Regions from separate parts of the Homo sapiens genome. Here regions 2, 3, 4, 5, 6 and 7 are each linked to region 1. The links are chromatin loops, found by intact Hi-C in ENCODE. Cell type or tissue: endothelial cell of umbilical vein. All regions are shown on one strand. Each heading gives the region's core, and the rest is flanking DNA. Links, peaks and the distances in the headings are about the cores only.

The links. Hi-C counts contacts between places; a loop is a spot of excess contacts. Peaks named below come from ENCODE experiments on the same cell type or tissue, not always from the same donor. Only the 100,000 strongest peaks of a DNase experiment are listed, where the experiment ranks them.
Region 2: it touches region 1 in a loop (5-fold over the local background); 2 of 110 quality-filtered maps call a loop at or near these places.
Region 3: it touches region 1 in a loop (4-fold over the local background); 2 of 110 quality-filtered maps call a loop at or near these places.
Region 4: it touches region 1 in a loop (8-fold over the local background); 3 of 110 quality-filtered maps call a loop at or near these places.
Region 5: a loop joins it to region 1, with 6 times the contacts of the local background. A loop is called at or near these places in 6 of 110 quality-filtered maps.
Region 6: it touches region 1 in a loop (2.7-fold over the local background); 3 of 110 quality-filtered maps call a loop at or near these places.
Region 7: it touches region 1 in a loop (5-fold over the local background); 3 of 110 quality-filtered maps call a loop at or near these places.

What each region holds. Positions count from the first base shown.
Region 1 is chr6:22,139,049-22,143,415 of GRCh38, reverse strand. The region is part of intron 9 of CASC15 (cancer susceptibility 15); the gene reads right to left. All of the region lies in intron 2 of NBAT1 (neuroblastoma associated transcript 1), which reads left to right. Among named protein-coding and RNA genes, the nearest start is that of NBAT1, 6.0 kb to the left of the region's middle. In endothelial cell of umbilical vein, for the core only: no CTCF peak of the experiment used is centred there; a DNase peak (open chromatin) is centred at 1,905; H3K27ac peaks cover 1,553 bases.
Region 2 is chr6:22,882,001-22,886,367 of GRCh38, reverse strand. No RefSeq gene overlaps it. Among named protein-coding and RNA genes, the nearest start is that of LINC03005, 170 kb to the right of the region's middle. In endothelial cell of umbilical vein, for the core only: no CTCF peak of the experiment used is centred there; DNase peaks (open chromatin) are centred at 1,767 and 3,107; H3K27ac peaks cover 3,338 bases.
Region 3 is chr6:22,446,156-22,450,522 of GRCh38, reverse strand. The region is part of intron 4 of LOC105374971 (a long non-coding RNA gene); the gene reads right to left. Among named protein-coding and RNA genes, the nearest start is that of HDGFL1, 120 kb to the left of the region's middle. In endothelial cell of umbilical vein, for the core only: no CTCF peak of the experiment used is centred there; DNase peaks (open chromatin) are centred at 1,982, 2,482 and 3,142; H3K27ac peaks cover 2,945 bases.
Region 4 is chr6:21,838,534-21,842,900 of GRCh38, reverse strand. All of the region lies in intron 4 of CASC15 (cancer susceptibility 15), which reads right to left. Among named protein-coding and RNA genes, the nearest start is that of CASC15, 170 kb to the right of the region's middle. In endothelial cell of umbilical vein, for the core only: no CTCF peak of the experiment used is centred there; a DNase peak (open chromatin) is centred at 2,320; H3K27ac peaks cover 2,467 bases.
Region 5 is chr6:21,985,337-21,989,703 of GRCh38, reverse strand. The region is part of intron 6 of CASC15 (cancer susceptibility 15); the gene reads right to left. Among named protein-coding and RNA genes, the nearest start is that of NBAT1, 160 kb to the left of the region's middle. In endothelial cell of umbilical vein, for the core only: no CTCF peak of the experiment used is centred there; a DNase peak (open chromatin) is centred at 2,093; H3K27ac peaks cover 2,120 bases.
Region 6 is chr6:22,611,941-22,616,307 of GRCh38, reverse strand. No RefSeq gene overlaps it. Among named protein-coding and RNA genes, the nearest start is that of HDGFL1, 45 kb to the right of the region's middle. In endothelial cell of umbilical vein, for the core only: no CTCF peak of the experiment used is centred there; DNase peaks (open chromatin) are centred at 2,457 and 3,747; H3K27ac peaks cover 1,365 bases.
Region 7 is chr6:21,767,583-21,771,949 of GRCh38, reverse strand. The region is part of intron 2 of CASC15 (cancer susceptibility 15); the gene reads right to left. Among named protein-coding and RNA genes, the nearest start is that of CASC15, 100 kb to the right of the region's middle. RefSeq lists enhancers at 865-1,364, 1,888-2,501. In endothelial cell of umbilical vein, for the core only: no CTCF peak of the experiment used is centred there; DNase peaks (open chromatin) are centred at 2,369 and 3,629; H3K27ac peaks cover 3,770 bases.

The DNA of each region.
Region 1 (4,367 bases), core at 269-4,268:
GGAACATCAGAAGTGATGACGCCACATATAACAAAAATCTCTACAGTGAATTTAGTAATTCACAGGGTATCTGAGTGGCTTAGGTGGGTTGGCTTCCATCATGCCATTACTTATATATAAACAGAATTTGTTTTCTCTTTCCACCTTTGGCTTGCTTTTCAGATGCTACCTGATTTCCCCCACCACACGCCTCAGATGCTCTTCCTCAGGCTGATCTCAGTCAGGCTGCGTTTCCTCTACCCTGCCCCAGCGACCCCCATCCTTGCCCACCAGCTGTAGACTCATCCTGTCCAGATCTGCCCCCTAATCAGAATGTTGAACTTACCAAGATGATAAGATAAGCGGGCTAACATACTTTAACATTCTTTTATTTTTTTTTTTAATAGCACAGGGAGAAACCACAGACGTTTATCAGCCTTCTCACACAATTTTAGCTAACCAGAATACTAAATTAACGAACGTACCTCATTTCTTGGGCAGTTAATGAAGGTTAATGTGACATACTGCCTCTGGCTCTGGAAGTAAAAAGGGGTGTTACTGCCTCATATTATAGCTGGGGAAAAAAAAGTGTTAATAATCTTTCTCATCAGCAGTAAAGAATTGAGCTTTTAATACCCAGATATATTTTAGTAAAAGGCTAGTATATCATCTGTAAGTGGAGTTCAAGAGCAGTGTTAGATAACTAGGGCATTTCAAGAGCCTGCTTACACCACAGACCAAAAAAAAAAAAAAAAAAAAGAACAAGAGAAAAAAAAAATACAGCCAAAGCTGAATTTATTCCAAGAGAAAAGAAAAATGTGAATTTATGTTGGCAATATTTTCATTTATATCACTTTAGATCAACTCTAATAATCTTTAAATAGTAAGAAGAAAACTTGGATCTCACAAATAAGTGATTTTGAGTAAAGGGGGTAAATGTGTGAGCAAGGTCATTGTTTGATTCAATGATGTTCACACAAATGCATTATGTGGACCTGCTAATCTAAGACAGTGTGGTAGGCATTGTCTAGGGCCCTTAAAGAGCTTACAATACACTTACCCAGGAAGACACTTCCCTTCCTTTTACAGAGGGAAGCTATTGCATTTGATGAGAGCAAAAAATAGCAGGGGAGGCAGGGTAGGTGCAGTGGCTCACTCCTGTAATCCCAGCACTGTGGAAGGCCAAGGTGGGTGGATTGCTTGAGCCCAGGAGTTCGAGACCAGCCTGGGCAACATGGCAAAACCCCATCTCTACCAAAGAAAGTACAAAAATTAGCTGGGTGTTTTGGTGTGCACCTGTAGTACTAGCTACTCAGGAGGCTGAGGTGGGAGAACCACTTACGCCTAGGAGGTAGAGGTTGCAGTGAGCCATGATCATGCCACTGCCATCCAGCCTGGGCAACAGAGCAAGACACTGTCTCAAAAAAAAAAAAAAAAAAAAAGAAGGGTATGCTCTCTTGACAGGGAGCCAACCCACCTTAGAGATCTTACCATAGCAGAAATGGCTTGCATGATGTGAATATTCAGTGAATGTGACTCTTCAATCCTTTAAGTGAATAAGAATGCTATGCTTTATCTGTGCAATCCTGGGAAATATTAATGATGTGCTGATAGTGTCAAGAAAGGCAGGGTCTATAGGTTTATTTAGCAGAGTTGCTAGAGGACTTAAAACTGCATGTCATGGTTTCTAACCTCTTCAAAATGGATGCTGAATTAAGATGAGCCCTTCCCAAAGCAGACTGACAAAGTGACTAATTGCTGGCTGCTGGCAGAGGACTGATTTCCCCTCTCTCTGCTGTCCAGCGTTATTACCCTCGTCCATTTTACAGGGACCAAATGGCAAGTTTAAGGTGGAAGAACTGTGTTTGTTCACCTGTGAGTGGTTTGACCTTAGACTTTGCAGAGCACTGTCAGGAAGTCGGTTTTTCCATGCTCTTTACAGTAAACAAAGACAGTGTGGCTGGGCTCCAAATGTTACAGAAGGTCAGGGACCAAACTGCCTCAAAGACAAAGACTGCTTCCAGAAATTGAAACACAAAATAGATGTGAGCGCCATCAACATTCCACACTGTGCTCCTGTTCATTCTCAGTGTTTGCTTCAAACAATGTGACACATACCCAGCGTAGATGCATAATAGAAATAGAATCATAAAACCCCAGGTGCTGGAAAGCACCTTAAAGGTCATCTGGTCCAACTGCAAATCTAAATTGTGAATGCTGCCCTTTAAAACCTCCTCCATGTAATCATCCAGGCTCAAGGGGAACACCTCTGGTGACTATAAACGCAGTGCCCTGGGAGACAGACAAGCCATTCCATCTTTTGAATGCAACAGCCTCAGTATTTAAAACCCTGAGCTAAGGCCGGGCGCGGTGGCTCATGCCTGAAATCCCAGCACTTTGGGAGGCCAAGACGAGCAGATCACCTGAGGTCAGGAGTTTGAGACCAGCCTGGCCAACATGGTAAAACCCTGTCGCTACTAAAAATACAAAAATTAGCCAGGCGTGCTGGCATGCGCCTGTAATTCCAGCTATTCAAGAGGCCGAGGCATGAGAATCACTTGAACCCAGGAGGCGGAGGTTGCAGTGAGCCAAGATCACGCTACTGCACTCCAGCCTGGGTGACAGAGTGGGACTCTGTCTCAAAAAAAAAAAAAGAAAAGAAAAGAAAAGAAAAACCTCTGAGCCAAAATGTCCTATTCTATGACAGTAGGAGCCTCACTGGAGCTTCTGTTTATTAGCCCTTGATTTGGGAGCTCAATCTAGTGTGACTTCCCCATGATGGTTCCTCAGTTACTGGAGGGCATCTATCATCCCCCATCCAGATTTTCCTTCTCTACACAAAATATCTGCAACTTCTTTAGACATTACTCTGTGACTTCAAGTCTATTCAACATTCAATTTCTGAGCCTAGGAATACATTCCAGTTGATCGGTAGTGCTTTGAATGATGTGTCACACAAAACATAACACAAGGTCCCATCATGTGGCTACACAAAGCAAAATAGTCCTATTACTTCCATCATTCAAACTGATCACATTTCATTTAGTGCAGACTAACCTGCACTTGCTTTCCTAGTGGGTACCTCATGTTGGTGACTCTTACTGGGCTCACCTGTGCCTTTATTCATACAGTTTCACCTAAATCACATTTCTACCATCTTCAGACAATGTCTTTGTGCATTAATTTGACTGGTTTTGTTTTGTTATTGGTTTTGGTTACCACATCTGATCAGATTTTAGGTATATTTTAAAACATTTTTAAGCCAGGCATAGTGGCTCATGTCTGTAAGCCCAGCACTTTGGGAGGCCGGGGGCAGATAACTTGAGCTCAGGAGTTTGACACTAGCCTTAGCAACATGCTGAAACCCCGTCTCTACAAAAACACAAAAATTAGCCAGGCATGGTGGTGTGTGCCTGTGGTCCCAGCTATTCAGGAGGCTGAGGTGGGAGGATCACCTGAGTGTGGGAGGATCACTTGAGCCTGGGAGGCGGAGGTTGCAGAGAGCCATGATTGCACCACTGCACTCCAGGCTAGGTGACAGAGTGAGACCCTGTCTCAAAGAAAAAAAAAAATTGTTTTAAAGGAAAGAAGTAGTAGTAAGTTATTCTTGAAGGAGTCATAGATAAACCTGTAAATACACATATCTATCCATGGTAAGATATGAGACTTATGAGAGCAGAAGTTCTTAGAAGGCATTGAGTACACCTTCTGTTTTTCATCTATCACAACAGCACTGCATAGAATAAAATAACTCTGATTACATAAAATACCCTGGCCTAGTAGGAAAAATACTGGACTAGAAGTCAAAAGCTGTGGGATCTGGTATCTATATTGCTATGGACTATATGTTTATCTGTTATATAATTATAGAAAGGTCATTTTATCTTTTTCCAAGCTATAGTTTCCTTCATTGTAAAGTGAGAATCTCAATACACACCCTGCGCTGTACCGCATTCTAATAGTTTATATTTCTGTGGAATTCTAATGAAATTTGTAAATCTATTCTTTAATACAATGAAATAAATTGTATATTAGCCAGTGGTTAAGCCCCGGCTAAAATTTTCTATAGACTTTCATTAACATTAGATAAGTTTTACATTAAATTTTGTCTTAAGTGAGTGAATGGCATATTCACAAATCAGAAAGTTCTTGTGTCCAGAGTTTTTTTTTTAATATGCCAATTAGGGAAATTAGATAAGTCTGACTGGGGGTCCTGGAATCTTTACCCTCTGATAAAATAACAGTTTTGAATAGGTGAACCAATTACTGAGATTCTTGGGGTAAGGAATAAATGTCATAACGTGATATCATCACTTTCCTATAATCCAAATGTCTTCTTAAAATGTCTTTAATTAACTATACAGAGAGAACCTTTAGGTTGAAAAGAT
Region 2 (4,367 bases), core at 102-4,101, 740 kb before region 1:
CGAGACCATACTGGCTAACATGGTGAAACCCTGTCTCTACTAAAAATACAAAAAAAAAAAATTAGCTGGGTGTGGTGGCAGGCGCCTGTAGTCCCAGCTACTCGGGAGGCTGAGGCAGGAGAATGGCGTGAACCAGGGAGGCGGAGCTTGCAGTGAGCCGAGATCACGCCACTGCACTCCAGCCTGGGCGACAGAGCGAGACTCCGTCTCAAAAAAAAAAAAAAAAAAAGAACGTGAGTTGAAATGTCTACTCCATCAAAGTACCCTCATTTGCAAGTTTAGTCAAACATTCTTCAGTATCTAATAATAAATAACAAGTAAGATGACCATGTCTGCATTATTTTTTCCCCAACAAAAATAGTCATCTTAATTATCCCTTATTATTGGACATTGTTGTTTTGGACCACACTACTAACATTTGCATCTGTCTTTTCTTACTGAAGCACATACTATACACACACACACACACACACACACACACACACACTCTCTCTCTCTCTCTCTCTCTCTAATACACATACTATCTTAGAAAAATGCTCTATAAAAACATAAACAGATTAATATAAGTTAAGATTAATTTGAAAATATGCTGTATACTTAATTTTTGTAAGCCTTTATCAGTGTCTTTATAATGAAATTTTTAAGCAATATACTTATTTTGCTGGGATTTTTTTCAAAACTGGTAAAAAGAACTGTTGAGATAAAATTTTAGGTATTTATTATGTTCATATAAGGAAACTCTGACTTGCTTTCATAGGCATAGATGTCACTCTCCTTTTCACTTAATTGATTTTCTATCTCCTAATAATTTTTTGTTTATCTAGTATCTGATTAATAACCAAAAACATCTGCACGTCTTCCTAATAGGAGGAATATGCGTAGCACAGATTGAGCTAGCAATGTTTGATGATTATGAGTATATATTTAGTTATCAGAGAGGTAAACCTGATCATTGCTATATTTTTTCAAAAGCATAAATTTCAGGTTTGAATATGCTCACAGAATACACATGCATATAAATTACATTAGTCAATGGGAGAAAGTTGGAAAAGGAATAAGGAAAGAAATCTTTAGTCTTATACTCAATTGGTGAACCTACCAACTCCATCACGTCTCAAGTCAGGTGGGCTTTGGAGGCCGATAGATTTATTATGCTTACAAAGCTGCAGGGAAAACTTTGGATAAGAAAACCTAAAAAGGTAAAAAGCAGCTGAAAGTATTGAAATATAAAGATTATTCAGTATTAAACCATCCGTAGTATTAAAGGTGGGAAGTACAAACAAATCTCACTGAAGCTAGCATACTAATGTGAGATTTATGCTGTTGATAACCATTTGCAATTAAGTATAATGTGCAAATACCATGGGATTATATGTTTCAGTTGTTAGAAATAGGAAAAAAAAAGGATTAGTTTTTGGCACTTCTTAAATTTAATAATAGCTGGTGTGCTGGAAAGAAAAATGAAAAAAAATCCTTTCTCTGGATTAGCAAAGAAAGAGCTAATATCTGTCAGTGAATACCATTATGATTTTTATACATGTCTCTGGTTTGGCTTCATTCATCGATTGCACAGATATTACTTAAATAAGACTTCAAGAGAGAATGCGGATTTTTGAAACTGAGGATTGGTCTCCAATGTTGTGGTTGCCAAGTAGTGGATTAACAAGCTGTCAGTGTGAAATCCATTCGTTTCTTCTTATCATTCAGGAAGCAGACATCCTGTCACTCTCTACCGGCTTCGTAACTTTCACAGGAAGGTAGAGGCATCACAGTGGCGGCTCCAGGTTTTATTTATATGGAACAATATTCTGATCATGATGTTTGACCTTTCCTATCAAATACCTTTGTTATCTTAATCAGTGTGTCATTGCCACATTCATGTGTTTTTGTTTTTATACAATATTATTAATTTGAACCATATGAAACTGCCATTTTGTAGTTCCAAAATGATCACGTATTCACAATGTCACCATTTCATATGGTTCAGCCTACTATTGATTTACTTATGGAAGAGTGAAGGAGCAGGGATAATTTTATAGCAAGTAGCAAAGAAAAGAGGAGAAATGCAAGTACCAAAGCAAAGAGGAGAAGAGTGTGTGTGTGTGTGTGTGTGTGTACTGAGAGTCTAATATGTGTTAGGCACATCTTATGCACCAGATATACAGCAAGAAACCAGATTAAGCCTCTGTTCTCATGGGGGTTACAGGTCTGCAGGGAAAATGGATAATAAAGTAGTGTACGAGAGAATTCCAGATGAGTTCTATGAAAAACATGTTATTCAGGGAAAGAGAACATAAAGAGACTTGGCAGGAGGTGTTGCAGGTAGGAGAGGGACAACTCTTTTAGACAGGGTGGACACAGAAGACCTCCTTCAGGATATGAGAGTTGAACAGAAATTTGAAAACAAAGAGAATATATCTCACAAAGAACTGAGAAAGCCGTGTTCTACAGTAATGGGCTAGCAAGTGTAAAGGCCATGAGGTGGAAAGGCACTGGACTGACTTAAAGAGGAACACGGTGGCCAGAGTGGCTTGAGCAAGTGATGGAAAGGGAGGGTGGTAACAGACAAGGTCATAAAATCAGGTGGGGCCAGATCTGGAGGGGTGGTAGCCTTAGCCAGCCTTGGGATTTTATAGGAAAGTGATGGAAAGTCACTGAAAAGTTTTGAGCAGAGGAGCACAATGATATTTTAAAAAGATTACTCTGGCTTCTATGTGGATAATTTCCTAAAAGGGAAAAAGAACAGAAGCAAGAAGTCCAGCTGCAAAGTCACTGAGATTGTCCTGTGAGAGACAGCTCAGCTTTGACATGGGCCTTAGGAGTGGACGTGCTGAGAAGCAGCAACAGGACCAGCTTCAATGGCATCCGGTGTGTGACCTGCACAGTCCCACAGGGTCCTGCACTCAGAGGGGCCCCCTGGATTAACGCTGTCCTGTTGCCATCTTGGAATTATTCATAAGTTTTGAACTGGGGGCCCTATATTTTCATTTTGCGCTAGACCCCACAAATTATCTCACCAGTCCTAAGAGGAAACGTTGTGTTTCCTCTTTGTTTAGATTTCTGTTCAACTTTCCCCTCCTGAAAGAAGCCTGGTCTGGCCACCCTGCCTAAAAGAGCCAAGGCATTCCGGCATTTAGAGGTAAAGAATAGGAGGAAGGGTCAGGAAATGAGATTGTGAGGAGCAGTCAGTAAAGGTCGAATGCCAACATGAAAAGTGTGTTATGCATGAAACAAAAAATTAAAAAAATTAAAAGGTAATTCATGAAAGGAGGGAAGTGGTCAACTTTGCCAAATGCTGCTGAAAGGTCAGATAAGGTGCAGACTTAGAATTAACCCCTAGATTATTTTTGAATGATAATCAGTTATCATAGCTGTTTATGGGGTAAATGTCCACAGCCTTTTTTTTCACTAAGGTAAAATTTACATAAAGTAAAATACTCTTTCTGGCTTAAAGTTCTGCAAGTTTTCAGAAACATACACAGTTGTATTATCACCACCATAATCATCACATAGAACTTTTATCAGGACTCAAATATCCTGTGGCTTTTTGTAGCCAACACCTTCCCCATAGCTAGCGACAGATCTGTTTTCTGCCTCTGTAGTTTCACAATATGTCCTATAAATGGAATCATTCAGCATGTGGCCATTTGAATCTGACTGTTTTTACTTAGTATAAAGCCTTTGAGACTCATCTTCTTATTACACATATCAGTAATTCCTTTGTATTTACTGATGAGTAGCATTGCAGTGTATAGATGGACCACAATTTGTTTCTTCATTCCGCTACTGATGATTCTTTCAGTTTTGAAAGTGACAAATGAATTCACAATAAATATTCACATAGAAATTTTTGTTTGAACATAGGTTTTCATTTCACTTGAGTAAATACTTAGCTCCTGGGTCATATGATAATTGTATGTTTAATTTTATGAAAAAAAAAAAACCTGAATGTTAAAACTGCTTTTCAAAGTTGTTAAACCATTTTTTATGACTACCAGCAATATAAGTGAATTCTAGTTGCTATATAGGTTTTTTTCTTTTAGTTTTAGCCATCCTAAAAGATGGCATATCATTGTCGTTTTAATTTCCATTTCCCTAATGACTAATGATACTGAGCATCTTTTCATGTACTTATCTTCCAACTCTATTATCTTCTTTGGTGGATTATCCATTCACATCGTTTATCCATTTTTTTCATTGAATTTGTTGTTCCCTTATTAGTGAGATATGAATATTCTGTATGTATTCTGTCCACCAGACTTTTATCAGTTATCTACTTTGCAAATATTTTCTCAGAGTCTGTGGCTTTTCTTTTTATTCTCTTACTAATGTTCTTCAAAGAGCAGAGGTTTCTAAGTTTGATTAAG
Region 3 (4,367 bases), core at 121-4,120, 310 kb before region 1:
AAGATGTAAGAATAAAGACACAGCTGTATAAACAAAACACACAAATGAAAATTTAGGCCAGGTGCAGTGGCTCACGCCTGTAATCCCAGCACTTTGGAAGGCTGAAGTGGGTGGATCGCATGAGTCCAGGAGTTTGAGACCAGCCAGAGCAAGGTGGAAAAACCCTGTCTCTATAAAAAAAAATACAGAAAAGTTAGCCAGGTGTGGTGCTGCACGCCTGTGGTACCTATGGTCCCTGTGGTCTCAGCTCACTGCAACCTCTGCCTCCCAGGCTCAGATGATCCTAGCTATTCAGGAGGCTGAGGTGGGAGGATCATCTGAGCCTGGGAGGTAGAGATCACATCACTGCATTCCAGCCTGGGTGACACAGTGAGACCCTGTTAAAAAAAAAAAAAAAGAAAAGAAAGAAAGAAAGAAAGAAAAAAAGATTTTAGTAAAGACCTGTGTCCATGATCGTTGAAATGGTCATCAGAAACAAAACCCATAGTCTGCTTCACAAACATCATTTGGCTTTATATAACTCCAGTTCAGAAGGGAAACAGATTTGGAGGATAAACCTTTGGTGGACTCACCCAGAAAAATGTCAATTAGAGCCAGAATCAAGAGTAAGCTAAAAGAGGCCAGCGCAGTGGCTCACGCCTGTAATCCCAGCACTTTAGGAGGCTAAGGCAGGTGGGTCACCTGAGGTCGGGAGCTCGAGACCAGTCTGACCAACAGGGAGAAACCCCATCTTTTCTAAAAATACAAAATTGGCCGGGCATGGTGGCACATGCCTGTAATCCCAGCTACTCGGGAGGCTGAGGCAGGAGAATCACTTGATCCTGGGAGACAGAGGTTGTGGTGAGCTGAGATGGCGCCATTGCACTCCAGCCTGGGCAACAAGAGCGAAACTCTGTCTCAAAAAAAAAAGAAAAAAAAAGAGCTAAAAGATCCAGGTTTTGTAAAAAGTCACTCTTTTGTACTCAGACTGTAATGACTCTGGACAGATTAGACTGGGTTAAGGATTTTTTAAAATAGTCAAATTATGGATTATTTTATAATGAGGTAATACAGATATGTATGACCTCCTAAATGATTAAAAGAAATTTGTTTTAGAAACACAATGATTTTCTTCCTTGTAAAAGACATTTTGCCTAGAAATTTCTGTCTACTCATCATTATTAATAATTTTAAAAATCAACAATGCATGTTTTTGAGACACAGTCACGTTCTGTCGCCCAGGCTGGAGTGCAGTGGCATGATCTCAGCTCACTGCTCAACAACGCATTTTAATCACAAGTTTGCTTAACATCCATCAAATCCTGATACCTAAAATCAACTTACAATAGCACTTGATTATGTTCTAAAACATGAACCAAGTACTAATCCTAATTTTCAAATCTGCAAATAGGTAGGTACGTTTTATGAATTACTAATAGTCTTTAGTTGTAGTATATATATACACGAAAAATATGTTAAGGTGGTCTTAAATAAAGGCCCTTTCTTTTCAAACCCCTTCAATGTAATTTTACTGGCGTTCCAACAATAAATCAGATCATCTCCAGAGGTCTATTATAATATTTAATTCTACCATTTGTAATATTTATTCAAATAAAGGCAGTGCTTAGCATTTATAATGGCCATTTCCTTTCAGTAAACCAGAAATGGACTTACCCTATGTGAACTTTATTACTATAAAGAAACAACACTTCCAAATATTATGCATACTATATATCTTAGTCTATGTCAAAGAAAAACTACAGAATCATTCATTCCAAGTGATTACCACTAATTGAGGAAGCTATCTTCTCCTAGGCTTCGGGTCATTTAAAAAAGTGTCCCCCAGTTCTTTCAGCTGTTCAGATCTTACTCAGTGGGCCTCCCCAGTGCTTGAAGACTGCTGCTCAAAGCCAGATTTTATAGAAGAATGTGCAGCATGTCAAGTGATTCAGAGTGTAAACAGACTTAGGAAGCGCAGATACGCGAGACTGAGAAGCAACACAATAGACTGACCTTCTCATCAACCTCTTCCCCTCCCCTTTCCTTAACCATGGAAAGTCAGGCAAAGTCAAGGCACCAGAAGAAATAATAAATGAAAAATGACCCCCGCCAACTGTGGATTTTCAGTGCCTGATTACCCGCCCATCTCATCTTATGCATCAAAGAGCAAAGGGTATGGGAGAGCCGGTAGAGTAGCCAGGAAGAAAGGAAAAGAGGGATTATTTACTGGCCCTTTGAGATCTGGTTACCAGCCTGAAAAACAAGAACAGATGTATTTGCATGATTATAAAATAAAATGCCTTTCAAATAACTTAATCTTCAGGAATATTATAGTATATACATTTGTTTTTAATTCCCTAGGGATAGGCAACAGCCCGTGGGATCCTTTGTTTACCCGTGGGTATAAGGATGGAAGATTCTTACATGCACCCGGGAATGCATGCTAGTGAGCAACACGTGTGAGAACCAAGAGGATTACAGTATTATCCTGCTATTGTTTTCTGCACTACATCCACTTCAATCTACAGGACAATGAAAACAGAAATGGGCCCAAGAGATTATAAACAGGCTGTTGCCATTGAAGTCTGTTCTTCTTATGTTGAAGCAGCCCAGGATGCAGGCTTTGTTTCTTCAGGTTCTATCAAAAACCCTCCAAGAATGTGAAAAGAGTTAGTGGAGGTGAAATCACCCAAAAGGCAATTACTGTCTTCTCTCTCAGAGGAGTCAGTTTCAGCCAAGCAGACATAAAAATATAAAGTTTCCATCATAGCTGAAAGGTTCAAAGCCAACAGGCAAAGTACACGGGCTTTGGAAATGTTCGTGGTTAGTGGTAGGTAAGAAAGGATATAAACGCAGCAGCTCAGACTAAATATGAATTTCAGGGAAAAGGGAAGAACAGAGTGCAATGCTCTCCCACACTGTGCTTCCCTAGGATGGACGCAGACTTCATTTTCCATTTGGCACAAAAAGAACCTAGACCCACCCCAGCTGGATCATTCAAAAAGCCCTCAACGTGTTGTGTCCGCAGGGCCCACTTTTGCTCTGAACTAGGCCAGCTGGGCCAGCTGTCAAAAGGCTGAGCTCCGTCGAGTAGCAGGAGGCCATCAGGGTCACATATAAAAGCAAGCTGACTGGCTCATAGGGCGACAATCACATCAGACAAGGTCGGCTCACTTTTTCCATTCCAAGTCAGGGCTGGCCTGTAACGGTGATACGGTCATATTAATAACAACAGGGACATTAAAACCTTTCAGGGAAAGGGCTCAAAATGCTTTCCAAGGAAAAGCCTGCTATTAATTCCCCAAATGACAGATAAGACAACTCAGGCTGAGAGAGGGAGAATGATTAGGCCCAGAGAGCACATATGAGTTGGACAAAACTGAAAGAAAGAACTGAAGCCCACCCTCCCAGGTCACATTCTGGTCCTCAGAGTATTTTTCAACTCCACGGGGGCCTACTTCCTAAAAGACTGACTGCTCTGTTCTCAGGAACTGCAGAGGCTGGGCAAGACTCTCTGTACTCCATGTATTGTTTTAAAGCCTTCATATCCCACTAACTTACCTTCTGATTTAAACAGATAAGGGTCGTCTTTACTGTTTCTGTTGCTTTTTAATTTAATCCATTAAAATCTGCTAGAATTGCAAAATAAAAACCAAAACAAAATGTAGAATTAAGAAAAGCGGGCAGAAATGTTTACTCCTCCCACTAGCACAAGCAGGTGGTGTAATGTATACTCATAAACACACTCATCCCAAAGGTACAGCTTCTCATATTCCCCTGAGTAATTCAAACAATAACTAACTTGTCATTTGCTTGTTATTTCTCATTTAAACTAAAACTAATCTTTCAAAGTTTCCTATCAAACATATCAGAAATACTATGACTTTTCTCCATTTATAGTCTAAGATGATTTTGGAATCACAGAGTTACCTGGGCCTTCTTTCTAAGCAACTGGCACACATTGCTAAGCACTTTCTAATATTAAAGAGGCTATATAAACTTGTGATTAAGAGAAGGGACTTTGAGGCAAAGCTCTACTATATATATATAGATATATATCTACTATATATAGATATATATATCTATATATATCATCAGGCAAGGTTATATATGTTATGTATGTTTTATATATATGTATATATAACACATATATATTTGAGACAGGATCTTGCTCTGTCAGCCAGGCTGGAGTGCAGTGGCATGATCACAGTTCACTGCAGCCTCAACCTCTTGGGCTCAAGCAGTCCTCCCACCTCAGCCTCCCAAGTAGCTGTGCCACCTCACCCAGGTAGCTCTACTCTTTATGAGCTATGTGACCTTGGCAAGATCCTTAACCTCTCTGTCCAGCTTTCTCATCTGGAAAACAGGAAGAAGAATCACATGCTTCC
Region 4 (4,367 bases), core at 229-4,228, 300 kb after region 1:
TTGTTTACATTTCTTAGGATCTTCAACTCCCATCCAACCTACATATTTACAACACACCCACACTCAGAAAAGTCAGAAATGGCATGGAGAATCCAGGCTCCAATTTTGATTCCACTTAGACTATATCATAAATCACAAGGCTATTTGGAGACTAACTGCCTAGTGATTGGACCCAGTAGACGTGAATCAGGGCTAAGATTCTATTATTTAGAAAAAGTACAGAAATCTCTCATTGTCTCTGTTTAGGTATCATAGGATCTGCTTCCTTTGCCATCTTTATTATGGATTCTCTTTTTCTTCAACACAGGTTGAGTATCCCTTATCTGAAATGCTTGGGACTAGAAGTGTTTCAGATTTTGGATTTTTTCAGATTTGGGGATATTTGCATTATATATTTACTAGATGAGGATCCCAAGTCAGAAAATTTGAAATCCAAAATGCTCCCACGAGGCAGGGTGCAGTGGCCTCCCACCACTTTGGGAGGCCGAGGCGGGTGGATCACCTGAGGTCCGGAGGTCGAGACCAGCCTGGCCAACATGGCAAAACCCCATATCTACTAAAAAAACAAAAAAATTTAGCCAGGCGTGGTGGCGGGAACCTGTAATCTCAGCTACTCAGGAGGCTGAGGCAGGAGAATCACTTGAACCCAGGAGACAGAGGTTGCAGTGAGCCAAGATCATGCCATTGCAACCCAGCCTGGGCGATAAGAGTAAAATTCCATCTCAAAAAAACAAACAAACAAACAAACAAAAACCAACGCTCCCATGAGCATTTCCTTTGAGCATCACGTCAGGGCTCAAAAAGTTTTGGATTTTGGAAGCATTTTACATTTTAGATTTTCCACTTTGGGATGCTAAACCTGTAATACCAAGGAGTTGGTATGTAAGCTATCTTGCATAGTGTCTTTTTTACTCTTTTTCATCTCAGGCTTTTGTTTTTTCATTCAGATCAATCCAATGTTATGTTTTCTTTTCATGTAATCTCTTGTGAAGAATGCAGAAGAATCCTGTATACCTCTGAAATTCATGAAGGAAAATTTAGGAAAGGAAAGTATGGCCAGGCGTGGTGGCTCACGCTTGTAATCTCAGCACTTTGAAAGGTTGAGGCGGGCTGATCACTTGAGGTTAAGAGTTCGCGACCAACCTGGCCAACATGGTGAAACCCCGTCTCTACTAAAAATACAAAAATTAGCTGGGCATGGTGGTGCACACCTGTAATCCCAGCTACTCAGGAGGCTGAGGCAGGAGAAAAACTTGAACCTAAGAGTCGGAGATTGCAGTGAGCCGAGATTACACCACTGCATTCCAGTCTGGGCAACAGAGCAAGGTTCCATCTCAAAAAAAGAAAAGAAAAGAAAAGAAAAAAATAAAAGTATGCATATGGAAATATGCATATTAGAACAATATCATAAAAAACAACTGTCTTTCTTTACCTGCCCCCAGCCCAAGTAAAATTTCCTATAATCCTCACCATCAAGAAAAGAGTAGGATTTGTGACAAATCAATAGTCAAATCAAATACAAGTATTAGTTTCATTGTTCATTTGAAATGTACAATGGAAACGAATAAAGCTTTGAGACTTTAGGAAAGAAAATTTGTTTTGTTTTGTTTGAGATGGAGTCTCTCTCTTTCACCAGGCTAGAGTGCAGTGGCTCACTGAAACCTCTGCCTCCCAGGTTCAAGTGATTCTCCTGCCTCAGCCTCCTGAGTAGCTGGAACTACAGGCATGTGCCACCACGCTTGGCTACTTTTTGTATTTTTAGTGGAGACGGGGTTTCACCACGTTGGCCAGGCTGGTCTCAAACTCCTGACCTCAAGTGATCCACCCGCCTCGGCTTCCCAAAGTAATGGGATCACAGGCATAAGCCACCACACCCGGCCTGAAAAGTTTTAAATCTCATTTAAAAGACTCATTTTTGCATGCCTCCAAAATTTTGTTAGGAAGGGAATAGGGGAGATGCATAGTTACTGTGAATCATTCATCTTCTTATAGACAACATATGATCAACTGCTACTCGTCATTACAGAAAGAAGACATAGAGAAGACAAACCAAAAGGGAAAATTATAGAAACAGAGTAAAGCCAAGGCCACAGAATAAAAAGAATATATGGATTAAAACATCCCTAAAGCATGGCCTTCTGTTCTAAGAAGTTTCCTCTAGTTTGACAAGAGGCAACTTTATCCCTGGTTCCTTGAATAAACAAGGGAAATTTGACCCATTTGCAAAGCTAGAAGAGTAGACATGTCTGGGCCTTACCATTTATCCAACATCCTGTCCCCCAAAACAGGAAGTGAATCACAGAGCTGAGGAACTACTTTATCATTTTCAAAGGAAAAAGACACAGAACTCGAGAGTTAACTTCTTATTCTGAAACAATATGCTTCGAGATAATCAAGTTATTCATTCTGTTTATAATGACCTAAATTGGTTCTTATAAACATTTCATCTAAGCAGTTTGCATCTCACTCAATATGATTTGGTTTCCATGTAAAAATAAGGTCTCATAATGGCAGCAGCAGATTCATATTCTCTCTCTTGTAGTCCGTTACCCGTATGTGTCAGCGGAGAACGTCTACAACATCAATTATGGCTGAGATTAAAGGAGGACATGGCTATGTCAGCATCATGGATTATGTTTTTGGCACACAGGAGGAAGACAGAAATAAATGAGTTTGAATGGAATATTATTCAACCCTGGAAAAGAAGGATAGCCTGCCATTTGCAACAACATGGATGGACCTAGAAGACATTAAGCTGAGTGAAACAAGCCAGACACAGAAGCACAAATATTGCATGATCCCACTTTTATAAGGAATCTGAAATATTCAAAGTGGTAGAACCAAAGAGTGGAAAGGTGGTTTCCAGAATAGTTGCTGGAGAAGGGAGAAATGGGGAGGAGTGATTCAAAAGGTACAAAGTGTTTATATGCAAGATGAATAAATTCTGGACAAAAGAGGGCCTCTAGTTAACAATAATGTTTTATTATACCTAACATTTTGCTAAGAAAATAGAACTTACGTTAAATGTTCTTACCACAAAAGTAAAAAAAATTTTAGAAATTTAAAAATAATTGTAGTGAGCCAAGATCGTGCCATTGCACTCCAGCCTGCGTGACATAGCAAGACTCCATCTCAAAAAAAAAAAGAAAACAAAAAGAAATTTAAAACTAAATCAATAAAAGCAGCAGAGGAAACTTCTGAAAGTGTTAAGTTTATGCCTTGATTGTCAAGGCTATACACTTCTCCCCGAATTCATCAAGTTCTACATGAAATACATAAAACATTTTTTTCTCAATAAAATGGTTAAAAAAAAAAAAGTGAGTCCTTTGACCAGCATGGTGAAGGCAGGTTAAAAAGCCCACTGATTTCCTAACATGCATACAGTGGTCCATAAATTTAATGTCCTAAAGCCAGCCTGGTTTCCCTGTTATCTGGGCTCTTTGGTTCTAACATTTTCTCTAATTATAGTTAAGCCACTAAATTTGGAGAAAAGACTAGGATATTAATTTCTTTCTTTTTTTTTTTCTTTTTTTTTTGGAGACAGAGTTTCACTCTTGTCACCCAGGCTGGAGTGCAATGGTGTGATCTTGCTCACTGCAACCTCCGCCTCCCGGGTTCAAGCGATTCTCCTCTCTCAGCCTCCCAAGTAGCTGGGATTACAAGTGCATGCCACCACACCTGGCTAATTTTTGTGTTTTTAATAGAGAAGGCGTTTCACCATGTTGGCCAGGCTGGTCTCAAACTCCTAAACTCAGGTGATCCACTCACCTCGGCCTCCCAAAGTGCTGGGATTACAAGCCTGAGCCACAGCGCCCAGCCTAGGATGTGAATTTCATAAAAACATAAAATAATTACTAAAATACTTATTTATCCACGCATATAATCTCAACTAACAACCATCAAACTGTAGGAATCTAAAAGACCTAGTCATGGCATTCATACAACTTAATTGTTCAGTACCAAAAAGATATCTGTGTTTGAAAGTTATCTTCCGAATTACTGAGGGGGAGAAAAATAATCCTAGGTTACACTCAGAGGCCTGGCTAATGTTTGCCCACAAATCATCACACTGTAATACGAACAGCCAGTTGTCTGCACAAACAATTCCTCTAACCATTTGCCTCTTCTAATAGTCTAAAAATTCAGATATTAATACATTCTCAAGTATAAAGTGAAAGAAGCTAGGTGCTTTGGTTTATGCCTGTAATTCCAGCACTTTGGGAGGCCAAGGTAGGAGGATCGCTTAAGGCCAAGAGCTCTAGATCCACCTGGGCAACATAGCAAGACCCTGTCTCTATAAAAAATTAAAAATAAATAAATAATTAGCTAGGCATGGTGATGCACACCTGTAGTCCCATCTACTCAGG
Region 5 (4,367 bases), core at 109-4,108, 150 kb after region 1:
ATTTATTTCAAAATTTATATATGGCCAGACACGGTAGCTCACGCCTGTAACCCCAGCACTTTGGGAGGCCAAGACAGGCAGATTACTTGAGGTCAGGACTTCAAGAACAGCCCAGCCAATACAGCGAAACCCCGTCTCTACTAAAAATACAAAAATTAGCCAGGCATAGTGGTGCGCGCCTGTAGTCCCAGCTACTCGGGAAGCTGAGGCAGGAGAATTACTTGAACCAGGGAGGCGAAGGTTGCAGTGAGCCAAGATCGCACCACTGCACTCCAGCCTGGGCAAAAGAGTGAGACTCAGTCTCAAAAAAAAAAAAAAAAAAAAAAAAATCACATAGAAAAGAAAAGTTCACAGATACCTAAATCCACTATGAAAAAGAAGAACAATAAGTAGGACTTACTCTACCAGATAGTAAAATATATTACCAAGCCATAGTAACAAAACAGCATAAACTTTAGTTAAAGAACAGAAAAACCAATGGAGCATATCAGAGAGCGGAAGGGCAACACCAGCTTAAATAAACAGAATCACCATATGAAAAATTAATGGATTGCTACCTGCTACCACATACATATATGGACTTCAGATAGATTAAAGACCTAAATGTGGAAGATAAAACTATAAAACTGATATGAATAGATAATTTTTGTATTAGAAGAAGAGGGAATATTTTGCAAAGCCCCCAGAGTAAAATGCTGATAAACTAAATTACATCAAAATTAAAGACTTCTGTTCAATAAAAAGTATAAGAGACAAAAGTTAACAGAAACGTGACAGGCTAGGAGAATACATGTAATGTCTAAAGCCAGCCAGGGACTATCTGGACTATACAACGAATGCCTATAAATCAATAGGAAAAGTAAAAAATTTCCAGTAGATAAATGTGCAATGAATTTGAAGGGGAATTTACAGATGAGAAAAATCCAAGAAAATCAAGCACATGAAGACATAATCAAATCCAACAATAATCAGATAAAAACAAAACAAAACAAAAAATATATCATTTTACACTCACTAGACAGAAATAGGGAAAATTAGAAAGCTTAATAATGCTAAGTACTGGTGGGAATGTGGGAATAAGCATTCATACTGCTGGTGGGTGCTTTGACTGGTGAATCATTCCGGAGGTAATCAGTATACTTTTTGAAATTATACTGTATACAGTATCTGAGCTGGGTACCTATGCCCTCTGGCTCAGCAAGTCTACTATTAGGCTAGAACCCAAATAAATTCCCCTTGGTACTTTCCAGTAAGGGATGTATCTGAGGCTTTTCACAGTAGTTGTGTTCATGGTGAGGTGAGATGGAGACAATATAGGGGTCCATCCCTGGGAGAGAACAGAAGTAAAATGTATTCTAGACGCACTTCAACAACTATGGGCATTTGGATGCAATGGATTAGATGTACACATAGCAATATCCATGGACCTTAAAATAGAATACTGAGTGGAGAAAATACAAAGAAACAAAATAAGATATATAACTCATATTCACATAAATTAAAATGCAGTTACAATAAATTCCAAATATGAAACTATGTGAAATTTATAAGAACACATCCACTGGCAAGGGCATGCATTTTGAATGACTGAGTTTTCAAATGACTAGGAATGAGGATGAAGGAGAATGTACGCCTGCCAGCGTGTACCCATACGCAAATCAATAGAGACCTATGAGATTGTGTGTGTCTATGTGTACGGATCTATGTATCAAACAAGAGTTTTACAAAATACACATATTCTTATTCCATATAATGCACTCTGTTTACATTTCCTGTTTCCTTTTTTATTTTTTAAGGCTGATCTCTGTCCACACAATTGATTGCATAACCTAGCAATGCGTTACAACTTTACTTTTTAAAACACTGATGTAGACAATAATAAAGGCATTACAGTGAGTTCCTTGAAGAAGAAGAAGAATAGTGCCATAAAACTAAGAATTGTAAGCAAGAGCCCGAGCACAGGCAGCCGACTTGAGAAAAAGCTCTCTCTTGTGCTCCTTCTCCCAAAGATTCACATTCTCAGGGAATTACCGGGAGTCTGGGTCGGCTCCTCATCACGTGATTCTGACCTCAACAGCACTTCCGGACGGTGAACTTTTCACCCTTACTTAGCCCTGGCCTGTCAGACTGAGGCCGCAACTAAAGCAGGAAATGATATGCTACTTGCTTTAGCAGAAGGGATATTTTAAAACATAAAGGAACATTTCTAAGCGTTCCTTAAACACATTCAAACGGGATGTAAATATATAAAAATATGATCCTTCTCTTTTGAAATGGAAAGTTGGAAGATACAAAAAAGGCAGAAATGCTAAGGACCAAAATAATAAAATAGAAAAAACTTGAAAACAGGAGTAGGTCGCCCAGATTTCAAGGGAGCAGGAAACTAAATATGTGTAGGAGGAGATGCTGTATAAGATAGAAAAGTCAATGGGCTGTTTCCAATTTTCAGTTCAGTAAATAAAAATTAAAAGCAAACAAAACTTTCTATTTCAAATGAACCAAATATCGTCTTGTGAGGGCAGCTTTAGGTCCTCTTCCTACCAGAAGCTCTTACCAGAAAACATTTCTTGGCCAATACAGAACATAGCAAATTTTAAGTATTTAAACAGGACTACACACTTCTGAGCTAAATAGGGGTAGATGTTCCTGGGCTAACTGAGGTGCAGCAAAAAGTGGGGTGCAGAACTCTGTTTCTACCTTTGCGGCTGTGCTCAAGTGGAGAGATGAGAAGGAGTGACCAGTTTTAGACGCAGAGCACCAGGTCTGCAAACGGAGGGAGGCAGCAGCCCTGGACACGATGTTCCCTGAAGGGCAGCGTTTGTACAGGGATACTCAAGAGCCAGCCGTATCAGCCTGAGTTTGAAGCAGGCATCTACCTAGGGCTATCATCAACTGCTTGTAAAACAGAACTAAGTTGGAAGAGGTTATATAAAAGAAAACAAACAAAAAACTAAAAAGAACTACATTTCCTAGAATTCATATAACAAAAGGCAGAAGAAATATAATCTATACACAGAGAGGAGTGGCTTTTGGTCTATAGGCCAGAAAAAAAGGTGCAGATAAAGTGGGTGACCAGGGAGCAAAACAAGCAGGGGGCTACAGGAACCATGAAGTTGTTTTAGCATATTTACCAGTTAGTGGTCCTGAAATGATAGGTGTCCACAAAGTACACATGCTATGTTAAAGATAATGGCCAGCTCTTTTCAATTTTTGATGAAAACATAGCAAGAGAACAGTTATTCCAAAAGCCATCATTTATTGAAAAGGCTCTTGACAATACACAATTGCTAATCCTTATGCCAACTCTGCAAGGTAAGTGATAGCACCTTTTACAAATGAAGAAACAGACCATCATCGACGCTAAGAAAGCTCCCCTGTGTTGCATAGCAATAAGAGGCAGAGCCAAGATTTGAGCCTAAGGGTTTCTGATTTCAAAATATCTTTCTGTTCAGCATACTGACACTCAAAAAGTATATGTAGGTGAAAATTGATTAAGCAAGACATCAAAAAGAATTTCCTCCACTTAAAAACGCTAAAATGGGTTAAGCATTGAAGGGGTAAATTACCAATGTCAATTTCCTGGTTTTAATAATGGTACTGTGGATATTAAAGATAGTAGTATCATGGGGAAGCTGGGTGAAGGGTACATGAAAACTCTGTAAGTTTTGCACCTCCTTGCAGCCTAAGATTCCTTTAAACTTAAAAGTATCTTTTGTAAGTAAGGGAACAGACATTTTGGAAAGTTATACAGCATCTTTCTCCTTTGGATACATATATTTAAAAAAAAAAAAAAAAAGCTAATTCTTGGCCAGGCGCGGTGGCTCACGCCTGTAATCCCAGCACTTTGGGAGGTCGAGGCAGGCGGATCACGAGGTCAGGAGATTGAGACCATCCTGGCTAACACGGTGAGACCCCGTCTCTACTAAAAATACAAAAAATTAGCTGGGCGTGTTGGCGGGCGCCTGTAGTCCCAGCTACTGGGGAGGCTGAGGCAGGAGAATGGTGTGAACCCGGGAGGCGGAGCTTGCAGTGAGCTGAGATCGCGCTGCTGCACTCCAGCCTGGGCAACAGAGCGAGACTCAGTCTCACAAAAAAAAAAAAAGCTAATTCTCAGTTGTCTGCAGTAACCTAAATACTGCAAGAAATAAAATGATATTGAATACCTTCAACTCTCATTCAATTTTAATAAACTTTCATTAAGTGCATATTAATGAAGTACATGGTACTGTACAATTTCATCTATATAAATTCGTGTGCTCCCACATTCAAGGTTTTCTCATTTTTGTCTTTGTCTACCACGCTGACATACAGGAACCAAGGAAATACAGCTACCAGTAATATCTACAATGAACATCATGAAACTGAAA
Region 6 (4,367 bases), core at 195-4,194, 470 kb before region 1:
ATCACTCAAGTTTTTATTCATTATTAATAGCTCATTCTTTGTAATGTTGATATAGCTCTTTATTATTTATAATATTGATTTTAATTATGTGATTACATTTTGGGTTTTGAATAACTTAACAATAATTAATATTTATTGAGTACTTAACTATATGTCAAACGCCATTCAATCACTTTGAATGCATTATCTCAATGAATGTTTACCAGAAATCCTATGAAGAATGTGCTATTATTGTGCCTTCTAAAGTGAAGATAATAAGGCTTTCACAGATTAAGGAACTTTTCCAAAATAAAAGAGTTGGAAAATAGTGGAACTATAGTATGTAATAAGACATTTTTTAATCCAAATCCTATGCTCTTATCCACTAAGCTACATAGAGACCTTTCTTTTTCTCTGACATAGTTAGCTTGCTTCTCATTCAAGTTATTTTTGTTGTCTATATTAGTTATTATCTTTCTTTCTAAAAATTTTTAATTATAAAATTTATATAATATGAAATTTACCATCTTAACTATTTTAAGTGACAGTTCAGTAGTGTTAAATACAAATTGCTGTGTAACCAATCCCCAAAACTCTTTTCATTTTGCAAACTTGAAACTCTGTACTCATTAAACAATTCTCTCCTCCTTCCTTTTCTCAGCCTCTAGAAACCATCATGCTACTTTCTGTCCTTCCAATTCAAATGTCAGTCTGTAATTTTAACAAATTTACCATTATTGGCTTATTGTGTAGAAGCCTTGTTTCCTTACATTTTTTACAGCAAAAAACAAATACAATAAATACAATAATTTATCAGCTTTTAAAATTATAAATGATTTCAAAAAATATCCTTCTGCTCCTTCTCTAGTGCTAGTGTCTGTGTTTTGTGTTATACAATCACTTCATACAGTACTTACTTGTTTTGAAAAGAGATTGCCTCATCCTTGAAACAAATGGATTATTCTGTTTTAGTATTATTCAGTTTTATCTGAATCTAATTAGAATCATCCTTTCAAATCTTAAGATATAGGAGGTATCACTGTTCACACCGGTCAACTTTCTGGTACCGTGTTGTCTTTAATTTAGTATCTGTTGGTCTGAGAAACAATCTCATGGTGTTATGACTAGATTACCTTGTCTAGACATAAGGGAAGAATCTTATTCTGTCTAGTCTGAAGTTCTCTGTATTTCTTGCATTGCAGAAAAATCCCAAATAGTGAAGAAAATCTAAAATATTACTCACATCCATTTTGACCTCATTAGCATTTCATTACTGAGGAATATTGGGGTGGAGAGATGCATTAGAGATTGAAGCAGGGCCAAGGGGTGAAACAGTGTATTTGGATTAAATAGAGGTGGGCTTTTACAAAGCAGAAAGGTGGGTTTGTGCCTCCATGAGTATGCGTAGATGGAAATCCCCTACCTCATTAACCCATGTGCCTTTCTCACTCTGCCTCCAGGCTAAGTTTTCCTTAGTTGACTCTCCAACTTTTTCCTGACACATTTTTGACCCACATTTCTAGTTTCCACTGTTGAAACTGTATCTCTTTCCCTATTTTCATGAGCATTATAATGGAAAAATTGCAGAGGCTGAGTCAGACACTGCTGATCACCAACAATGTAGCCAGAATATCCTCTTTCATATTTAAAGAAGACGAAGCTGGTAATGCTTTCCCCCTCAACACCACATGCTCCATTCTGACCTAAAATCCAGTATAGGCTACCAGTCTTTTTAAAACTGCACACATAGACAAAGTATCTTTTGCCGATAACTGCAGATGGTCTTTGGAGACCCAATTCCTCTTTCCTACTACCATTGTCTTTACCGTTGTCTTTTCTTAGAAGTATCTTGGCAGGAGAAAATATACATAAATTGTGCAAATTGCCAACATTATATTGAGATGCTATTTGCAAGGATTTCTTTCTCAAATATATTCATTTTTTAACATCTTCAAATCAAGTTTAATTCTGATATGGTAAGTTTAAATTATGGAAGTATTTTTTATGGTCAGGGTTGAATGACTTTCAGCTTTTCAAATTCTATTTCATGTCCATAATACATGTTAGTTTAATGAATGGCCTTTGTGGAAGTGACAATAGCTAAATTATAAAATCTGTCAAAAATCCATTTTACTATGGTCTAGTTCTTTATTATTTGGTACAGGAAGGAAAGAACAAGTAGAAATAGAAAAGCATATAGTGTGAAATTCAGGCAAAAAATCATGGGCTAAAGCTTGAAATTAAAATCTCAACTACAGCTTAGCTGAAGAAAACAAAAACAATCTGCATCTAGAATGGGAGTGTGGGGTGTGTGTGTGTGTGTGTGTGTGTGTGTGTGTTCACTATGGCACATGGACATTCTATGAATTAGCTCATTGGCTATGACTGCTGTGTTTCTTATGGAAAGAATGGATGACTTGTTAGCATGATCTCATCCATCCTCCGGGAGCTGGAGGTTGTTTATGTGTAGAGGGAATTAACAATAATAATTCTGAAGAGAGGAAGTGTTTTGGAATGTCTAGAGTCAGCTGCCTAGATTCTATTTCTGGACCCATCAGTTTTTTGTTAGGAGGCTTTAGACAGGTCATATTTCCTTAGGACCGTTGTTTCAGTATCTGTTTGATTGGCATACGAATAGCTTCCATTTTATTACTTCATGGATATTTTGTGAGTTTTAATAACTTTAGGTAACACAACCTGCAAAATGGCTCTGAAATCTTTGGAGAACCTCCAGAACAAAGGAGGAAGTGTTACTTCTCTGGAGAAAATGTAATATCTTTTCATAGCAAGTGTTGTATGGTCTTTTTTTTAATGAAAATTCTCAAGATTGCCAAGCATATTCTATAAACTTTCTCTTCAGAATTGCCACTTTGCAGCTTCTCACCAGGAGCTATATGAGTTTCACATTACCTCAGGATTAGATATGTTGTTTGACACATTTTCTTATTATTTTTCAAAAGGGAAAAATCACAGTAAATTTAGGAGTCACTAGGTGACAGAAATTTCAGGACTGTTTTTGGAGTAACAGTTGTTCTTCATATTAAACATGCATCTGTGAGGACAAGTCCATTCCTCCTGGAGGGATGCCCTGGGCAGGCAAGTGTGTAGAAGCAGGTCATAACATTGTTTATCTGATTGGGACCAGAGACAAAGCACATAGGTGTTTGAGACTCAGCTCTAGGGAAAATGACTAAACAAATGGGTTTGCAAGAATCTCGAGACCAAGTAGGAACATTCATCTCTGCCAATTAATAAGAAAAACTTAAATTTTCAGCACACTTTACAGTCTAAAACAGCACATTCATGTATGTAGTTTCACAAAAACTGTGCAGAGCAATGTATTGTTTCAACATGAGAAAACTGAAAATTGGAGTTATTAATACTAATTGATTTGTCCAAGGTTGCACAGCTAGAGAGTTAGTACTCTAAGCCTGGTATTTTGATTCTTCACCTGGTGATTTATGCTGTACTCTTGATTCTATACATAGGAGGGAAAGGGGAACTCTTACATTTCATCCTTCCTACCTGCCTTCCTGCAAACTTTTATTCTCTACTTACTGCCAGTTGAGAGTCACTGACATAGTCAGCCATCATTACTGTGGAATGGGTTTCCTTCAGATGTTTGAGGGCAGAAAATAACTTGGCGATCACAGAATATAGCTTTTTTTGCGGGTGTTTTTCTTTCCTTTTTATGTAAATGTTGACACTATATCATGAACATGAAATACGTTTCTTCATTTTCTCAAGCAATGACTCTATAGTATACTCAGAAACTTGTGACCTTGTTTATCCTTACTCAGAATAGAAGTTTGGCTGCTGTTTTATGCCCTGATAACAGCACTAGCCACCTCCACTCCCTCTATCTAAAACTAACATTTCCCAGGCCTAATTCCCTTCACTGCTAGTGCTCTAAGTTTTTTTTTACTAACGTACATTCTAACTGAAAACACATGACACTGGAGAGATTAAAACCCCTCCAATACATAACCGAAGAAACATTTCATAACTTGACTTTTCTCTGGACTATATTCCAATGAGATTTTCATGTGGTGCAGATGTTGAGCTTCACATTGGCATCTATGTTTTGGCATAAACTTGAAGAGAGAAATAAAACGAGCTTGTTTTCTTGTGAAAATCTCATATCAGCCCTCGGAGAAAGGAACAGGGAACTGTTTCAAGAAAGACATACCTTAATTTTGTTGCAAATCCTTTTCTGCCTTCCAGCCTTCAATATCAATATGTCACACTAAATTATTTCATTAAGTACTTCATCTCCTTTGTAACCTGCTTGTCTTTGAGGACAAACTTCAGAGCTGCCATGTACACATCTGCAATATTTCTACTCAAAGGACACATGCTGACTCTTAACTGGAAAGCGATGTGCATTC
Region 7 (4,367 bases), core at 256-4,255, 370 kb after region 1:
GTATAATTGGGGAAAGCTCCCAAAGTGATCTCCCTGCATGGAATATATCTCTTTCCCTCTCTCCTAACATTCCTCTGGCACAAGACAGAAAGCAAAGCTTCCTCAGACATTGGTTTTGTGATATCCTTCCCCAGGACTGGAAGCAAGACGGTTCCCCACTGCCTATCAGAATATTTAAAGTTCTTGATCACCAATCTCATGCTCGTGTCATTTCCTCCACACATTCCTGGCACACGAACATTTCCTGTTCTCATTGTTCCCCTGGTGTGTCTGTTCATGCTATAGTTGTCTTTTTCTAAAAAGCCTCCATAATTTCTACTTGCCTGGGATCCCTAAACACGTACTTAGTGCATCCCAGCCACCCTAGCCACATAGCCGGCTGCAAGGACATCCAATTTCTCTTTAACACTTTTAGAAATGAAGAAGGCACTGCTCTGAAAAACAGTGCTCTGTCGAGCATTTTAATCGTGAGAAACCTCTTATTTGAGCTGGATTCTTGTGTGCTCACTTGTACATCTACCCAACAGGCCCCATGCTGCATCTTAAATTGATGTAGAACAAATAAACTTGTTCTGTAACAAAATGTCTTTGCAATGTTTGAAAATAACTATTTTGTTTGTCCTTAATCTTTTCGGCTCTAAGCTCATATGCCAAGGCCCTTCAACTATTCCTCAAGAGACCTGGTTTCTAGACCCTTTGCCTTCCAAAGAAATACCTCTAATTCAGTGCTACTTAACTATTATTCATGTCATGCACCCAGAGTAAATAATACCATTTGTACAGCATATTGGGGAAATAAACAAGGGTTTTAGGCAGGCCGGACCAGATTGAGGACTCTAGGTCTGAGCCCTAGCCTACGGTTGTAGGGATTGATGTTTAGATGTTAAGTCATGCCTGATACCCAAATAGGAAGCTCCATGATAACTTTATTAAAATCTGGCACCCAAAAGTGAACACATTCTGCACAGATCATCTTAAATCCAATTTATTTCAGCAAACTTCCCCCCAAAACTAAAGCCAACACTCATTTTTCCTCTTCCTGACTACAAAGCGCATATCTGCTTGAACTGATGACATTTGATTGTGTGTGTGTGTGTGTGTGTGTGTGTGTATATATATATATATATATATATATATATATATAATTTTTTTTTTTTTTTGAGACAGAGTCTCGCTCTGTCGCCCAGGCTGTAGTGCAGTGGTGTGATCCTGGCTCACTGCAAGCTCCGCCTCCCGGGTTCACGCCATTCTCCTGCTTCAGCCTCCTGAGTAGCTGGGACTACAGGCACCCACCACCACGCCTGGCTAATTTTTTTTTGTATTTTTAGTAGAGACTGGGTTTCACCGTGTTAGCCAGGATGGTCTCGATCTCCTGACCTCCTGATCTGCCCGTCTCGGCCTCCCAAAGTGCTGGGATTATAGGCGTGAGCCACCGCGCCCAGCCCTCGATGATACATATTTTAAGATTTTCTGAAGTAGGTATCTTAATTAATGTGTGTCAGACTCACTTTTCCCAAAAATGACTACAACTTCATTAGGAGCCATGTTTCTTTGCAATTATCATTATGCCTAAAAGAACACAGTGCAGGTTGGGCACATGGTAAAGCCTCACCAAAACATCTGCAGAACTGAATTATGCAGCCTCTCTACAGGAAAGCCATGGCTTAGAGGCCACAGTCTAGTTTAAAAGATATAAACCTCACCTGAAGAGGAAGTTTATTGCTCTGTCTGTTTATTCACACAGAGTCTAAACAATGACACAGACTTTCAGACTGGAAAACTTAGTACAAATAAATGCTTCCAGACAGGTCTGGATTGGGAAGGAGGGCCATGGAATTCCTTCTCCTATCTGGGTTATTGAGCCCAGACAGTCATCACTCAAGTTATAAACACTACTAAATGATGTTGCATAGTTTTATTTAAAGCTATATTTGATTTCAGATTAGACTTTAACATTTAATAAATTTCCCATCAGTATATGGGAAGAGTGGAGACTATTTTGATTTAAGCGTTATTTCAAATATGAAACTCAAGCTGTGTTAGTTAAAAAGGGCTCTAGTTATAATTCAGTCTCACAGTAAGGTCAGGACTCTTGGATTCCCCTAATCCTTCTCCTCTAGGGCTGAAATGCCTGGGAATTCAGTGAATTTACATATTCTTTCCTGACCACAAAGCTGTCACAGGGCCCTAGCCAAACTCTCTCACTCCTCCAGATTCAAGCTGACTTATCTCTGTAACACTCAGCTCAGAATTCAGCTGGGAGAGAGTCTGCTTTAAGGGAGCAACTCTACCACTGAAAAAGCAGTGGCACCCTCCTTTCCAGGAGGTGAGATCTTACTCATTTTCCTCCTCTCCCACATCTCTTGGCGCAAGCCAGTAAATGTGAAGCTCTAATAGATTAATGAAAAGTCGGCACTGATCCCTCTGGACTCCATCCATTTTTAAGTGAGCTATGAGAACTTGGACACATTACAGATCCTGGAAGAATGAAATATGAGGAGAGAAAAGGAAGTTTGACACATGCAGAGAAACTGATCTCTGGGGCTAGGGAGAAGCTAAGAGAGAGGAAATTTTGGGACAGAAGGCATAATACAAACTTAATTCACGGATCATACACTACTGAAGAATAAAGACTGACTTCCCCATTAAAGTTTGAAAGTTGAGCAGCTAATACGAACTTGGGATTTCATGCAAAAACAATCATGCAGCTATTGACAGGCTAAATAAGGAGTTCAGTGCTACCTTAATTCATCTGACATTCACTCTACCTGCCCTGTCTATGCGAGGTAGTTAAAGAGGGAAAAGCAATTTTACATGGAAAATAAAAGATAAGGTTAAAAAAAAATAACAATTCCACTACAAAACAGACTAAGTTTGTCCTTCTTACCTTTATGAATCGCAAGCAGAAAAAAGTGGTAATTCTGGAGTGACCCTAGGACAAGGACAGAGATCACCTGGGGCAAATTTTCGAAGCAGATCTTCAGGGAAAAAATAAATCCCAACTCTAATTCTATCCCTGAAACTGGCATTTCCATGCAAATCTATTCTGTTCATTAAAAGCCAATATTATTCTGAAGTGCCACAAATCCATGAGTTTGGCCAGTACTGAGGAATCTATTAATTTTAATTCTACAGTAATTCCTTTAAAAGTCTGAAAGGTTGGTGGTATAAGGAAGAAAAACTAATTTAACCCACATTTATATAGCAACAAATAACTGGTAAACAAAAATCTCCATTCTAGTGTACATTAATATCCATTTTTTAAAAAATCAAATAAGACCATTTGAAAAAAGGAAAATTATGTTAGATTAACATCTGATTCTGTGCTGGGCACTTAGTAGGTGTTCAATAAATTATGATTGAATAAAAAACCCATTTCTTTAAAACACCAGAACTTACTAAGTAAAAACAGTGTATTAAAGATTACCTTCTCATGGGTAAGGAATGCAGGAAAGAAAAATGAAAATGCTATTACTGCTTAAATCTCCCACAAGAGCATGACCAAAGGAAATGAAAGTCTAAAACAAGTACTAAAAACATTTCATGAGTCACAATATTTATGCTACAACTCTTTCAAATTAACCAATTCTGTAATCATCCCTGAGAAATGAATATGGCTTAGAAAGATAAAAGAACGTTGTTGAGCTCAACCAAAATTATTGTGACACTAAAGTTATTTTGAGACAGTGTGCAGGTAGATGTAACTATTATAAGATAATATTACAAGAAATGTTTTCAACAGGGCTGCACAGTTTTTGAGTGCACACAATTCTGAGATTTTCTCCACTCAGTACCATGACTAGGATAAGCTCTGTCTTCCTGTCTTTCCACAATCTGTTTTTGCTGACTATTGTCTATGGGCACGGTTTATAATTTTTCATTATTTTCTGGAGACTTCCTATTTCACAACCATATCTTGGTGCCAGTATCATTTTACATTTACAAATAAAGTCTATTCTAAATGACTTAGCTACAAATCCGTGGTAATGTCTCAGTTTAGGTAAGCAGTTTTTAGCTTTCTCAAGATCCTCTACTTAAGATACATTAAATTTTTATTTTCTCATGGACCCATTTTAATTTTTTTTTAAAGAACTGAGAGTCATCTGTATAAGGCTGCACTGTCCTGTCCAATGCTGCCCAACAAAATGAAGCCAAGTGGACTTAAGATAAAATTATCAAACTTCACCTGAAATTTTTAAACAAAAACAACTCTTTCCCATTAAAATAATTCAGGTCAGAGTAATTCTGTATCTCTCTGGAAGGTTTTATTTCTTTGATTATAAAAGTGCCTCACTTTCATAAACTACTAATTAGATAATACACTTTTCATATTTGTCAGTGCTTAGATTTGATTTCCCAATCAATTC